3 separate regions of the Homo sapiens genome follow, and all the other regions are linked to region 1. Evidence: chromatin contacts called from ENCODE Hi-C or POLR2A ChIA-PET data. All regions are on one chromosome and are shown on one strand. The core of a region is the stretch at or near the end of the contact, and the rest is flanking DNA. Distances in the headings are between cores, read along the strand shown. Region 1 holds the start of TCAIM (T cell activation inhibitor, mitochondrial). Region 2 overlaps ZDHHC3 (zDHHC palmitoyltransferase 3). Region 3 overlaps TGM4 (transglutaminase 4).

Region 1 (5,073 bases), core at 1,361-3,860:
TAGATTGCTATCTGGGAGAAGCTGCAGGGGCTCTTTTGGTGAAGTGTTAATACAGCTAGAAGGTGGGGCCTTAGCTGTAAATTAGCTTGTAATTTTGTAAATCACAACCTAATAGAACAGGGCTAAAAAGGAGTAAAGGAATAGCCTTTCATTTTACAAGGGAATGGCTGTGTGAAACAGCCTCATTGGGGTTTTCCATCAATATCCATGAGGAAAATGGAGGACTGGCACATTGGGCCATAGTAAATGTTTATAAAGCTGAATAACTGTCCCGTGTATCTATGAGTAACATTATCTGTTGTTCAGCCACAATCAGATTTGCCCTGGGATCATCCACAGAGATGGAAAAGACAGGGCCGTGGATGGCTTCAAGGCCCCATCTAGAGGATGGATGACTGACATTTCAGAGGCTTGATCATAATCCAGGAATAGAATTAGAGGTGTTTGCCCTTGCTCTCGCCCTCACCCTCACCCTCGTTCTGCAGGATCCCCTTGTCAGGTAGGTTGGTGAGACTGTGGCTGTCATAGCCTAGAAGGAAGAGGTGGCCCCCCCTTCATGAGGGAGGGACACTCATTCTTCCAATTTGCAGTGAGGACAGGGTCCCAGGGATGGCTTGCAACCTGGAGGTTTGGGACATTCTCAACTTCAGTGTCCTTAAAGGCTGCTTTTAATAAAGTACAAAAGGGAGTTTGTGGGCCTTGCTCTAATTTTTGGAGTTTTTGTCTGATGTCTGGGGAAGCCTGACTTATAAAATGTATGGCCAGAAGGGATTGGCCCTCAGGGCTTTCAGGATCTAAATCTGTATATTTATGCATGGCCTCCATTAGTCTAGCTTGGAAAAGGGAAGGGTCCTTGGTCCTGAGTGATCTCTCATAATTTAGAAAAATTAACAGGTTTTATTTCATTCCTTCCAACAAACATGTTATAATCTTCTCTTCCCCTGTCTCTGTTTGGGCTGGCATTGGCAGCGTGGTATTGCCAATTGGGTTCTGTGTTGGGGACAGCTTCTGCCCTGGCTCTATTATTAGGATTGCCAACATGAGTTTCGTCTGCCCAAACTCGAGCTAAAGACCGTGATTTTTTCTTCGTGGGAACAGCAAATAGTTAATACCACAAATGTGTCTTGCCAGGTTAAATCAAAGGCAATAAAGCCCGAAATTCTTGAATGAACTTAGAGGGATCCTGGCTAAATGAACCCAACTTGGATTGAATTTGCCAAAGTTCAGACAATGGAAAAGGGACATGAACTCAAATTGTTCCCAAATCTCCGTTTGCCACCTTGTGGAGAGGCATAACACTTGGGGGATTTTCTGAGGACTTTGTACTAGTGGCATATGTAACTCCTGTGCAAGTATGTGAGGGTAATAAAGTATCTGGATGGTAGGGGACAGGGGTTGATTGGGGCATGGAGCAGATGGCAAGGGGTGCACAATGAGTTTTGACATGCGTGCATTACGGAGATGCATAGAAATTCTAGTTACTTTTAAATTTGGAGGGAAGAAGTCTGGTACCAGATGCTGGCTTTAGGTAACAGGGAAGTCTAGTTACCTCTAAATTCCTCAGGTAAGGAGTTTCTGCCTAAGGATGGTCGGCTTCATGGCCACCAGGTGATCTTTGCTTTCAATTCTATTGGCTTGATTTCATCTGTGGCAGTTTCTGGGGGGAATCAAAATTATAGGAACAAAATAAAACTAACAGTAAAACTTTCATGCTGACTGGGGAATGCTTAACGTTTAAAAATAGGTGCTGAAGGGTCCAAAGCAAACAACACAAGCCGGAAAAGAAATGTTTAAAAGTTAGCTATATTTATACAAGGAAAACCAAAAGAAATACTTAAATGAGACTTTTAAAATTCGAGGCTCTCCACTGAGACTTGTTCCCTGGCGCCAGCTCCGGGAGTTCCGCAGAGCCTCGCCCCCTGCCAGGGCGCCCGGGGCGAAGGACCGCACGGCGCATGCGCGCCTCCTCCAGCAGTCCCTTTCCCCTTCTTCCCCAAGATCCAGCGCGTGCTCGGTTGCCCTTCTCCGTTCCTTGCAGGCCCTTGGGTCAGGACCCACCACCTGCCGGACCATCATTTTCCGAGTCCCTCCGGCCTAGTCGGAGTGCTCGCTCGCGCCTCCTAAAGCTCTCAGCCGAGCGCGCCGAGACCCCTCAGGGCGGCCGGTAAGAAGGCGGAGGGGCGGGGGCTCAAAGCGCGCGGCGAAGGTGCAGCAGTTACCAGGGTGCTGACGTCAGCTAGAGGCAGGGCACCGCGGAAGGTTGAATCCACGCCCTGGCTGTGCGCAGGCGCCGTAGGGGGAAGGCCTGGCACGCTCCAGCCAACCAGGGCGTCACCTGCAGCTCGTCCCCCTGCCCGGGCTTGCCTCGAGCGCCCTGCCGCCGCCGGAGCGGGGAGGGTGTTGGGGGCAGGTGGAGCCGGGAGGGCCCAGCTGAGAATTCAGGGTTGGGGGCTCAGAGGGCACTGCGGCTAGGAGCCCGTCAAAGCCTGTCGCCCACCGGGGCGAGGGCAGGTGGGAGCGCCTGGCCGTGCGTCGCGCGCTGGTTGGCCAGCTGACGCCCCAGTGCGCATGCGCGTCCGAACAGCCCTGCGGGCGGAGCGACTGTCCTCCCTTCTGGTGTACTGGGTGGGAGGTGGAACTAGTCGGACAAAGCCCTCGCGTCGGACCCTTGCCAGAACTGTAAGGAGCAAGAGGGGAGGGGCTCCGGTGGTGCATTCATGCTCCTCTAGGGGGGAAGCGGGGTCGGAGGGGAGTGCTCAGAGCCACCTTAGCGCAAAGTGCTAACTTTTGAATTGAGGCAGTGCCAGGGGACGCAGTATCCGCATCGCATCTACATTTTAACTCGCTGTGAAATGAGAACGCAAAGACGATTTAGGTTTTATTGTTTCCGACTTATATTTTTCCGAGGTCTTTGATTTACGGGAAATTGTTACGTACTAAATCTCATATAGCGAGATTTAGAAAAGGAAGCTACAGAATCTAGGCTAATGTATCTAATAGCATTTCCTGCTTTTGCTCTTTTTCTTTGCCTTTTTCCCCTACTCTAAGAAGTTCATATTCAACTGAAAAGCCATGAAAATTACCGCTTTTGTCCCTCCTTGATATAACAAACTGCTTTCAGAAACCGTACAAGATAGTCACTAAGGGAAGTCACAGTTCAAATGAGAGTGGCATGATATTAATTTTGTTAAAATAAATTACTTTCAAATAAAAGTTGTGCCAAATGGTCAAAGCTCAATCCTGAGAGCTCTATTTGGCACACACTCGGTGTTAGTTGAAAGTAAGCAAAACAAAACCGTTTTTCGTGTACTCTTCCATAATTTGGATTTTTCACTGATTTAGGTATCTTTCCACCAAATTTGGTTTGAAACTGCACAGATTTAATGCCTCACTTAGAACAGATTTTAGGTAAAATTAGAAATTTTCACTTTATGAAACAGAAACTAATATCACTGTTAAGTAGATTAAAGTAGTCATTTACAATGGTTTGTAAATAAATTTTATCCTTCCCGGTCCTCTGCCCTCTTCCAGGAAAGGCACCATTTCCTTAGAGAAGACCTTCCTGAGCTCTCCCCGCCCCATTCCAAGTGTTGCGTCTGGGAGTTTCTCATATTCTGTGCATGTTTGTATTATTGCATTTACTGCGTTGTTTTATACTTATCTGCTTGTGTCTGTTTTTACACTCCCCCCTCCCTCTAAAAGTCTTTTGAGTATTAGAATTGTCTTAATAATTTTCTAGTCCCAATGCTTTACGCAGGACCTGGCCCATAAGTGGTGATGAATGGGTGAGTTAAAGACTCGGTATGCCTCCCAAGTGTGATAAGACAGTGCAACCTCTTCAGTTATTTTATAGCATTTTCCAAGTGGAAGTATAGTGGGCTAAGTGCAGTATGGACAGGAACCACCTATGTAAGAATTTATCTGAAGACGAGAAGCCTGCGGTTGATGTGGATGTCCCAGACTTTTGGAGCTAGTGTCTGAATGAGAGCACCCAACTCTACTCTGAAGCAATGTGTCTTCAGTCAGCTGATAGTAATTTGATTTTCTGTGTAGCTAGTCCTGAAAGAGGAAGAACATTAGATCTGAATCTTCTAGTTGTCTTAGCAGTTATAATCTCAAAGTAAATTTACAGATTGACATTCCAGTTATCAGGCCTTCTAATTTAGCTTCCCCAAGGCCCACGTATTTCTGTCTTGAAGTGATAAAATTGGGTTCTGTTCTTACAAGGTTGAAGACTAACCCAAGATCTGGGCGTTGTGAAGCGGCAGGCAGCCATGCCTGCCAACCTGCTGGACATTGTCTCTACTTAGAATTTTGGTTTTTTTAATCTGAAAAGTACATAAACCATACAGGAAACAAAGAACTAATTCAAGCAAAAACTTGAAATCCTCCTTTGATTTTTAGCATAAATTGGGTAGCTAAAGATCCAAGTTTGTATTAAATAATTATTTTTAAAGAATTAAAGCTTAAACATTAACAGATGCCCCAGAATCCTCTTTGGTGATAGAATCAGGATTCCCTAATACAGTGGTTCTCAAACCTGAGTGTGCATCAGAATCCCTGACAGTGTGTTAAAACAGATTCCTCCATCCCACCCAGATTCTGATTCTGCAGGACTCGGATGGGACCTGATAATTTGCATTTCTCACGGATGCTGTTGCTGCTTTGAAAACCACTGCCCTAAGAGTTATTTCTTTCTCTCCTTCCTACCCTGTCCCTTTCTTCTTTTCCAAAACTGGATCCTCATCTGTCACTTAGTCGTCAGAGCCCATTCTTGAAGAGCTTACAGGAAATACTCAAAAGACTCATAGTACTCGGTTTTTCATTCTTATTCTTAAACAGAACGAGAAAATATATTTTTAATTTTTTCCAATGATTTGTATAGGAAGTGATCATCTTAGAGCAATAATTTTGTTGAATGGATAGCAGAATTATTAACTGAATATATTTTTATATATATAGGCATTTTCCTCTAGAAATATGAATTGGCTGCCATTGTGGGAGAGAGGAGAATTATTGGAAAAAGGAAAAGTCACATTCCCTCTCATTTCTCCCCTATTGCTCTCTCATTGT
Region 2 (5,073 bases), core at 755-3,254, 620 kb after region 1:
TCTGACAACAAACCTATGAGGTAGAGATTGTGGTATTCCCCATTTTAAACATGAGGTAACAAAGGCAGGGAAGTCAAGCATCTTCCCAAGGTAACACAGCTAATAAGTGGCAGAAGTAGGGTTCTGACCCAGACAATCCAAGTCTAGAACCTATGTCACTATCAGAAGACAAACATATCATTACCAGGTATTTCTGTTAAGTGACTTGGAAAAAACTTTATTTTAATTGCCTGATGTCACAACATCATTCTACCACCACCAACTACCTCAGCACACTAGTATTAAGATTGAAACAGGCCTAGGATACTAAGGCTGTTTCAATAAGTATCTAGGATAATATGATAATATAAAAAGAAACAATGGAAAGTAGTGGAGACAGGTTCTAAAGAAATGCCAATAATTTCAAGGACTCAACATTCCATCCATTTCAAGCAACAAGAATGAAAACCTGCTTAAATTGTTTCAGGGCCATGGGATCAAAGCCCGTGCACACCCACCAGTCTGGGTAGAAACTCCAACAGCTCTCCCAGGAGCATGGTAACCAACCCCAGGCCTGCATCACTGGCCATGTGTCTCCTCCACAGAAAAGTAAAAGGTAGCTAGTTGGTCCCCAAATGGGCTGCTTTCCTCCCTCTGAAGCCAGAAAGCTTTTCCTGTTGGGATTTATAAGTTGCTCGGGGGCAGGGGTGAGAAGTTGCCTGGCATGAGGGAGAATGCAGCACGATACTCCAATGGACCCTCAGGCAAGTCCCCTAACCTGATGCAGTGAATGTGCCAATACTTCTGGGCAAGATGCACAAGGCGCTTCTCTGGCTGCATCCAGCACCTGGCCTGCTGTTCCTCTTCTATGTTCCCACAGGTCCAACATCATGCTGCCATGCTACCCTTCCAGGAAATACTTGCCACCTGGGCTCTGAACACAGCACATGCTCTGTAAGGCTGTTGAAAGAGACTCCAGAAGGGAATACCAATTGCATGTTTGAAGTGAGCCCCAATATTTCCACTCAATGACTTTTGGCAGCTGAAATGAAAATCAGTGGCCGGTAGTGGTCTGAGATAGTCATGGAGGTCTGTTTACAGCAAGGTGTTCACAGAGTGGGATTCAAGAGGGGTCGGGGTGGGGGAGCAGGTAGACAGACGAATTTTCTTTTCCTTAACAATGTGGTTAAATTGACTATAAATCCAGTCATGCACATCATGATGTTTCAGTCAATGACAAGTCCCTCAAGATTATAATACTATGTTTTTACTGTACCATTTCTATGTTTAGATATACAAATATTATCGTGTTACAGTTGCCCACAGTCAGTATTCAGTACAGTAACACGTTGCATGGGTTTGTAGCCTAGGAACAAGAGGCTATTCAATACGGCGTAGGTGTGCAGTAGGCTGTACCATCTAGGTTTGTGTAAGTACAGTCTATGATGTTTGCACAATGGTCAAATTGCCTAACAACACATTTCTCAGAACTTATCCCCATCAAGTGACACATGACTGTATATTCCTCCTTTTCTCAAGTCTCAGATTTGAAATAATTTATGAAGTTAATAAACGATAAGATCCAAAAAAGGAGGGGCAAAAATATACTGATCATAAGGGTTTATACAATTACTGTCATTGTGTAACACTTGGCTTTGAGCTTCCTGGCAGCCAGGACAAAAAGAAACAATCTACATCTGTCACGTTTAAGCATCTTCTGGGAGACAGACATTGTCTCAGAAATAAAGAAGCCCCTCAGGATTCCTGAGGGAGCTCAGAGAATGAGGAATTTGGAAAAGAAAAGGTGGTGAAACCAAGAAATGAGGAAAAGAGAGAGAAGGGTAGTAAGATAAGGGTTTCTGAGTCCAGTTTGTCTTCAAGAGGCTGCCTCCTCAGGACACATGGAGCCATTCTAGACTTATAAACGTCTAAAGTGTTTCCAGAACACAGAAAGCCCCTATAATGACATTACACAACCTCAGAGTGGGCAAGGAGAAGGCGTCAGGAGACCAAACATGAGCCTGACTTGTGCTCCTGCCCACACCCATGCTGCCTCCAGGCCAGCCTGCCTGTCAAGTGAGGCACCTGCCCTGCTCCTCTGTCCATTTGTCCTCCTCCCTCTGTTTAGAGACCTGTCCCTTTTGCCCTATTTCTCAAACGGCTGTCTCACTTCCAAGGGGGCTGTTTACAAATCTGTGAGTCATTTCCCACTTCCCTTTTCTTTTCAAGCTCTATGTGGACCTATCTACTGCTACATTGGAGTAAATCACTGAAAAATGGTCCAGAAGGCTATAGTGGTTGCAATTGTTCAGATATTACACTTGGAATAATTATTCCAAAGCTGAAAGTGGTAAAGTAACTGCTTGAGGGAGACCACAAGGTTTTTATATATATATATATATATGTATATATATATATTTTAAACTAGTAATGATAACAAACCAAAGTGATACACAATGCATACATTGCTTATAACCTTTGGATATAAACTGTTCTGAAAAAGTATGTGCAACATGAATTCTTGAGATATAAAACATAATCCCATTAGGGAACTCCTTAGAACCCTGCAGTGACCACTTTCTAAAAAAAGACGACTGCAATATTAATAAGGAACCCCTAACTTACCTGCTTATCACCTGGGCTTCCAACTCTGCTCCTTGGAATCCCAGGGTGCCCCAGCAGTGCCTTAGGAGCTCCCGCTTCTGCAGCCCCACCTCTCTGTTTTGCATACTGGGTTTTGCATGAGATATCATGTGCTGGGGATGGGCAGAGGCAGGTGGTAGCATGAAGACCCTAAAATAGGGCACATCTATAGAACATGCTCTCAGTTGCTTCCCTTACTAATGGTAGATATTTGACAAATTCTTCATTTTTGGGGCCAGTTATCTTTGGGGCTACCAGCAAAATACACCTCTGGGAAGCTAACTGTTGTTTAGGATACAGTCTGTGCCTCTCACTGCTTTGGGATTGGAAGCTGGCAACACACCACAGTGAGAATCATGCTGTTCTGCATCCACTGCAAGGGCCAGCTGGCCAAGGTCCCTGGAGAGGCTGTACGCTTCAATGCAGTGGGTAAAGAACCCATGTATGTGAGGGCAGTGGGAATGCCAGGGCAGAAGGCTCCCCTCTCACTGCCCAACATCCAGTTCCCTGTTTTCACATGCCTTACAGAAACCAATGACCTCCACACACACTCTCTCCAACCCTGATCCTCCATCAGCTCCAGACTGACTATCTACTGCCCACCTAGCATCTCTCCTTGCACATAATATAGTGGCAGTCTGACTAGAACATAAGCCTTGATTTCTCCTCCAAAATCAATAATGGGCACCAGTGCTCCCCAGGCTGCTCTAGCTAAGACTCTGGAAGGTATACTCTCCAATCTCTCTCCATTCTGTCAGTTCTGAACTGCATTCTCAGGCCTGGCCTGAGAGGTAAATGTGAGGGAAACGTGGGAGCTCTAAAGCATTCGAATACCCAGGGCCCTGCCCCCAGACCAATTATAGTAGTCTCTGGGGGTGAGGCCCAGCCATCAGTACTTTTAAACAGCTCTCCAAGAGATGGTACAGGCAGGATTGAAAACTAATAGCTTAAAACAGACTCCAAATCCAACAGCTTCTCTCTGGTTTCACTGCTCTCACTTTGGTCCGAGCCACACCATGTCTTGCCCGGACCACTGCAATACCTCTAGTCCCCCTGCTTCTACTTGTAACACCTTGAACCTCCATTGCAAGCACAATGCAAATCAGATCACACCCTGTCTCTCTGAAGGCTGCCGGCTGCACTTAGAATAAAATCCAAAGTTCTCATGAGGCCTACCAGGCCCTGCACAATCTGGCCTCTGAGGCCCTCTTCACCTCTTCCAACCACTCTTACCCCCACCTACCATGTTTTGATCACCCTGGTCCTAGTCCTGTTTCTCAGATGTGCTGAGCATGTTTCTGTCTCTGGGCCTTTGAATCTACTCTTTTCTCTACCCTTGGATCTTCGTCTGCCTGGCTTGTAGCTTCATGCCATTCAGGTCAGCTCAAAAGGCACCACCTCAGAGATGACTTCTTAGACCACCTTGATCTAAAGTAGTCCCCCTTTGCCCCAGAAAGTCAACAGCACATCATCCTGGTCACTTTGTCTTATTGTCTTTAAAGCACTTACCACTTTCCAAAATACCCTGTTCAATCATGTCCTTCCTACCTGACCCCGTCACTACAAAGTGAGCTTCACAAGGGCAGGAATTTGCATCTGTCTTGCTCATAGCTGTAGCCATTGCTCAGAAAGCAATCTCTCACAGAATGGGCACTCAGGAAACATGGCTATTCATTTTATTCCCACACCAGTGCCACTCCTCCTCACTACTGCCAGAAAGAGACTTGTAAAATGACAGTTTTGTTTAAGATGTGTTGAAAATCCTTAGGGGCCCTAAACTGCCCCTCATCATCAAACTCCCATCCTCCTCCTTAGGCACCTCGCCCACATCACCAACCTAAATCCATTCTCTTCCTAAGTTCCCACCACTCCTGGTGCCTAGAGGAGCCATGCTCCTGCATTCCTACGTCTCTGTGCAAGCTGCTCCCTCTGCCTCCTTCCTGTCCTCAATGTCCACTGCTCGGAGAAGAGCTGGCTTGGGCATCGCTTCCTCTAAGCAGTCACCTCTATATGTTGATTAATCTCTCCACCCTTGTTCTCCCACAGCAATCCACATTTCTTTCTGCCAAACCTTCATCACACAGGGTTATCATCACCTGTCTTTTCTAGACAGAGGGCATCTTGAGGGTAAGAACAGTATCTGGGGCTTAGTAGACAGTAAACTATGAACTGAGCAAAGCAATGTTTTTTACTTCTATATCCCCAATAGCAATGGTATCATAAACATTTCTGAATAAATCCTTAACTTATTTTCAGCATGACCATATAGATGCTGCTGGGAAAACTCTTTCATATCCTTGTGTTTGGGGACACTTAGGATTATACCCATATACATGGCTTCCCTCAGGCGATGGCTGTCCCGCATGCAGTGCTAAATACTAGGCAAACAGGCCCCTGCCTGCTGGTGTGTTTGGTCTCCCTGAGGCATGCGCAGGAACAGAGATGCTGTCT
Region 3 (5,073 bases), core at 754-3,253, 550 kb after region 1:
ACCATCTATCCAAGTGCAATAGCTACAAAATAAAAATACAAACGCTTTTTTTTTTTTTTTTTTTTTAGAGTTGAGGTCTCACTTTGTTGCCCAGGCTGGCGTGTTGTGGCTATTCACAGCTGCAATCATAGCTCACTGCAGCCTCAAACTCCTGGGCTCAAGTGATTCTCCCACCTCAGTCTCCCGAGTAACCGGGATTACAGGTATGTGACTCCAAAGGCATTTTTTTAAAGACAGCCCCAGTGTGGCTTCCTGTAGTTCCAGGATTCCTCCAGCCTCCCAGATCTGCCTTAAGCAGTGCTCAGGTCACAGAGCAGTGCCCAGGAGAGGGTGAGGGAGGAGGCTCCAGTACTGGCCATCTGTTATGTGCTGTATGTTGGTTTCTTAGGGCATTCAAATGACCACAAATGAGGCTGCTTAAAACAACAGCAATTTATTATTCTCTCGTTCTGGAAGATAGACATCCAAAATCAAAATGTCCGCAGGGTCCTGCTCTTGCAGAAGCCTCCAGTGGAGAATCTTCCCTTGTCTTTCTTGGTTTCTGGTGGCTCCAGGTGTTCTGTGGCTTGCAGCTGTGTAACTCCAGTCTCTGCCTCCATCTTCACATGACCCTCCCCTTGCCTTTCCATGTCTCTTATAAGGACACTTATTCTTGGATTTAGGTCCTACCTGGATAATCCAGGATAATATAATCACAAGATCCTTAATCACACCTGAAAATCCCCTATTTCTATAAGGTCACATTCATAGGCTCCAGGTGGAGATATCTTCTGTGGGACCACCATTCAACCCACTATATGCCCATCTGCCTAACATTAATGATGGCCTGCATTTTGTCGAGTGCCTACTGTGTGCCAGGCATGTGCCAGGCACTCAATGTGCACACTAGCCACCAAGGGAGGGACTATGTTTACCATTCCAGGGAGATAAGGTCTTAAGAAGCTTCCACAGAGATGACTGCATTTAGGATTTGGATTTCTTAACTGCTCTTTCCTGCTTCCTGGTACCAAAACCTATACCTTTACCCCTTGGGAACCCAGGTCACCCACCTGCCCAGTCCATGGGGGAGCAGGAATAAGTCAGAACATGGGAGGGACTGTTAAAGCCCTTTTCCAGCTGTGATTGCTTTGCGATTGGCTCTGGGTCCCACAGCAGGAGCTCTGCTGTCCAGGGAAATGAAGAAGCCTTTCAGGATTGCAGCTCCTGACAGCATGCTATGGTTTGAATATGTCTCCCCCTAAAATTCAGGGGTTGCCAATGTGGTGATACTAAGAGGTGGGGCCTTTAAGAGTTGATTAGGTGATAAGGGCTTCTTCCCTGTGAATGAGATGAGGTGCCCCTCTAAAGGGACCTGAAGGAGGGAGTTGGTCCTCTCTCGCCCTCTGCCTTCTGCTATGTTACAATGCAGCAAGAGGCCCTCACCAGATGCTAGTGCCTTGATCTTGGACTTCCCAGCCTCCAGAACTGTGAGAAATAAATTTCTATTCTTTCTAAATGACCCAGTCTCAGGTATTCCATAACAGTGGCACAAATGGGCTAAGATGCTCCAGCTAGCCATCGGCCCACCCCAAGGTTTCAGCCCAAGAAGGGGAAGCACCTGGGAAGGTAGGTCTGTCTGCCAGGTGGGCCTCCCTGCTGGAGGCAGCAGGTTCCCAGGCCCTGTGCGCAGTGTGAAGGGAAGGCCACTTGCTGGGACTTGCCTTCCTGGAGAACACTTGTCCAGACCCCAATCCCAAAGCCACTCCAGCAAGAATGAGCTGTGCTGTCTCCAAACACATCACTGGCCGCATCCCCAAGGTAGGCATCTGATGTGGGCGTGACCACTCCACCTATTTTGTAGTCATGAAAGCCCAGTTTCCATGGCTGGCCTCCTTGATCTCTGCAGAGGATGGGTTTCCTCTGTGGGTGAGCCCTCAGGAGCAGAGGAAGGTCCCTGCATCTCACCTCACTTTACCTCACAGGCCACAGCGGGGCTTCCTAATCTAGGGGTTCTCCATATGTGCCTCCCTGGGCCAGCAGCACAGCGTCATCAAGGAAGCTGCTGGAGAGGCAAATTCTCAGCCACACCCCAGATGTGCTGAATCAGAAACTCAGGGTGGGTCTGGCAGTCTGTGTTTTACCATGCCCTCTGCACACTCGAATTGCCTGGAAAGCTTTGAAAACATAGAGGCTCAGCCCCACTCAGAACAATTGTATCAGAATCGCTGGGGGAGAACATAAGTAGTTTTACAACCCCCAGGTGGTTTCAGCATGCAGCCAAAACACATTTCCCTTCATGACTCATGAGCCTGGGAATGGTTTGAATTTTAGATAAAGGGGAGGGGTTTGGGTCTCAAGCTGAGGTAATACGAAATGTCATTATAACAGACACATGGTGAGAAATACATGTGCTACAGAAAAGGGTGTATTATGCATGTGGAGATTATTTCTTTTACTGAATGTACTTTTCACTTTAGCATTGAAGAAAAAAATCCCCTGTTTTTTTTGGGGGGGATGGAGTCTCACTCTGTCACCCATTCTGGAGTGCAGTGGCTTGATCTCGGCTCCTGATCTCAGGTGATGCGCCGCCCCCACAGCCTCCCAAAGTGCTGGGATTAGAGGCGTGAACCACTGCACCTGGCCTTAAAAATCCCATTTATAATGCAAGTAGTCTTGGCCTCAGATCATGGGAGCTCCTTGGTGCTTCCTCCTCAATTTGGATAAAAAGGCTTCACCCCAGCCACTTTGCACCCCACCCTTCTCTTCAGGATGTGAACTCTCACCTCAGGATGGTGTCTGACTTGAAGCTGATGGGAGTCTGGGCTGAACAGGAAGGGGAGCAATCCCAGGGCTCATCTGTTCCCTCCTCAGTTTGCCCGCTCCCCTCTTTCCCTTCAGCTTTTGTGTTGATTGACGGAGAACACCCTGGCACCAGGTTTGTTCCTGAGGCCATGTCTGCAGAGAGGGGGAGTTGGGGTGGGAAACTTGCCTAACAGCCACTCACAGACTCACCCTGTTTGAAACTCAGTTTCCTCACCTGTAAGATGGGCGTGCACTTACCTATTTTGCGGGGTTACATGACTAAGCACTTGAGTCCACTGCTCTCAGCTCATCCCCATGTAATCCCACAAGGTAGGTATGTGCACACCAGTCTTACAGGTGAAGAAACTGAGTCTCAGACAGATTCATAACCAGCTGGAGGTGGAGCAGGGATGCCCGACTCTAAAGCCCAGCTCCACCTCAATGCACTCTCAGATTTTGAACCCAGAAAGAGGTGATCAGGGAATAAACATTCTCTGTGCTCTCTTTCCACATGTGCTGCGTTGCTGACAGAGCTGCAAGTTCTCCACATTGACTTCTTGAATCAGGACAACGCCGTTTCTCACCACACATGGGAGTTCCAAACGAGCAGTCCTGTGTTCCGGCGAGGACAGGTGTTTCACCTGCGGCTGGTGCTGAACCAGCCCCTACAATCCTACCACCAACTGAAACTGGAATTCAGCACAGGTGAAGCCTCGGGGCCCTACTCATGGGGCTTTGGGGAGGGATCACAAGTGTCTGTGGATGCTGGAGTGGCCCTTTCTGGTCAGTCTGAGCCAGGAGTGCCTTACCCTCCCTGATCCCCAGTTTCTCCATCTGTAATGTGGGAATAATAGCGGGTGTGAAGAGAATAGAATGGGAAGCTCAGTCAGGACCTGGCACATAGTGAGGCTCTGATTCCTTGGCTAAGCAGGGGAGGGGCCAGAGCAGAGAGAGGAGGTGACTCAGCGGGCATCTGCCGTGGTGGGGTCTGGAACATTTTGTAGAGATGAATCATAGGACTGAGGTATGCTGATGCCATAGCGGGGTGGGCTGGAGGCAAGCCAATAATAATGATTAAAATATCATATTTTGGTTGCAAAGATAATAGGAAATGGCTCATGCATTTGTTATAGCTAGGTAAATATATGTGCATAAGTACAACTAGGGGAAGAGAGAAAATGTATTAGATTTTGTGACAGGTGGTGGGATAATGGAGGAGGGTCTTACTTCTTTAATGTTGTTTTTAAGTTTTAAAAATAGATCAAGTAAGCTGGGCATGGCAGCTCATGCCTGTAATCCCAGCATTTTGGGAGGCCGAGGCAGGCAGATCACCTGAGGTCAGGAGTTCGAGATCAACCTGGCCAACATGGTGAAACCCTGTCTCTACTAAAAATACAAAAATTAGCTGGGCATAGTGGCAGGTGCCTGTAATCCCAGCTATTCGGGAGGCTGAGGTAGAATTGCTTGAACCTGGGAGGTGGAGGTTGCAGGGAGGCAAGATAGTGTCATTGCACTTCATCCTGGCGACAAGAGTGAAACTCCGTCTCAAAAAAAAATTAGATCAGGTAGATCTACTTTACAAGATGGCATACAATAGCACTTCCTGGGAGAGCGCTCCTTTTGCTCCTTCTCTGAGTGAACAACAGGCTTAGGGTCTCCTCCAACGTGCTGGTGGAGATCAGTCAGAACAGCCTCCATTCCCTTCATCCAAGATGAAATAAGCACCTACTGTGTGCCATGCCATGAGCTACCTGCTCAACGCATGGACTGGGACCGTGCTGTTGCTGACTTCAGTGACTTTATAGTACCCCTGGGTCCATGTGCATTCCCTCACCCAAAATTTCCTGAGTACTTGCCACATGCCAGGTGTTGCACTGAGCACTCTCCATGTATGACATAGTGTGAATCACTCACTCAACAAATATTTGTTGAGTACCTACTCTGTGCCAGGGAACCCAGAGGTAAAGCAGTTCCTGCCTCCTAGACTTGACTGTACTAGCAGAGAGAGCAGTAAACAAACAAAAGTGCAAGATAATTTCAGACAGGGCCAGATATGATGAAGAAACCAAAAACAAGAGGCTCCTCCAGCAAGACAGAAAGCAGCAGGTCAGGGCGGGGCTGACTCTGTCGGTGCTGACTCTGTCAGGGTTGGAAGGGCTTCCCTGGGAAGTGACCCTGCTGAGACCCACGTCCCACCATGTGAAGAGCTGAGAGCAGGGTGTTCCCAGCCATGAGCACGGCAAGTGCCAGGGCCCTGAGGAGACAACACTTGTGTCACATGCTCTTTGTCAT

Evidence for each region. Hi-C counts contacts between places; a loop is a spot of excess contacts on that map. ChIA-PET counts read pairs that join two places held with the same protein, here RNA polymerase II (POLR2A). Pooled maps may share reads with other maps.
Region 2: a loop to region 1 is called in a pooled map, with 3 times the contacts of the local background. The contact joins the enhancer-like site here to the promoter of TCAIM in region 1. A Hi-C loop is called at or near these places in 1 of 37 single-sample maps with no recorded cell type and 2 of 50 pooled maps. POLR2A ChIA-PET finds 5 or more read pairs at or near these places in 2 of 52 experiments (MCF 10A and PC-9).
Region 3: a loop to region 1 is called in a map of endothelial cell of umbilical vein, with 12 times the contacts of the local background. The contact joins the enhancer-like site here to the promoter of TCAIM in region 1. A Hi-C loop is called at or near these places in 1 of 168 maps with a recorded cell type or tissue (endothelial cell of umbilical vein) and 4 of 50 pooled maps. POLR2A ChIA-PET finds 5 or more read pairs at or near these places in 1 of 52 experiments (activated T-cell).

What each region holds. Positions count from the first base shown.
Region 1 is chr3:44,336,156-44,341,228 of GRCh38, forward strand. It overlaps TCAIM (T cell activation inhibitor, mitochondrial), which reads left to right and starts at 2,611. Exons shown (of 11, transcript NM_173826.4): 1 at 2,611-2,679. It overlaps LOC105377055 (a long non-coding RNA gene), which reads right to left and starts at 1,963. Exons shown (of 4, transcript XR_940782.4): 1 at 1,550-1,963. It also overlaps a transcript of TOPAZ1 not described here. RefSeq lists enhancers at 1,624-2,277, 1,962-2,131 and a silencer at 2,272-2,661.
Region 2 is chr3:44,953,094-44,958,166 of GRCh38, forward strand. The region is part of intron 2 of ZDHHC3 (zDHHC palmitoyltransferase 3); the gene reads right to left. Among named protein-coding and RNA genes, the nearest start is that of ZDHHC3, 21 kb to the right of the region's middle. Within about 2 kb of position 2,005, at least 9 of the 41 ENCODE cell types and tissues checked have a DNase peak (open chromatin) inside an H3K27ac peak, as active enhancers do; they include PC-9, where a contact is called at or near this core.
Region 3 is chr3:44,882,013-44,887,085 of GRCh38, forward strand. TGM4 (transglutaminase 4) reads left to right here. Exons shown (of 14, transcript NM_003241.4): 2 at 3,313-3,486. Among named protein-coding and RNA genes, the nearest start is that of TGM4, 9.9 kb to the left of the region's middle. RefSeq lists enhancers at 1,882-2,559, 3,585-3,879. Within about 2 kb of position 2,004, at least 5 of the 41 ENCODE cell types and tissues checked have a DNase peak (open chromatin) inside an H3K27ac peak, as active enhancers do; they include endothelial cell of umbilical vein, where a contact is called at or near this core.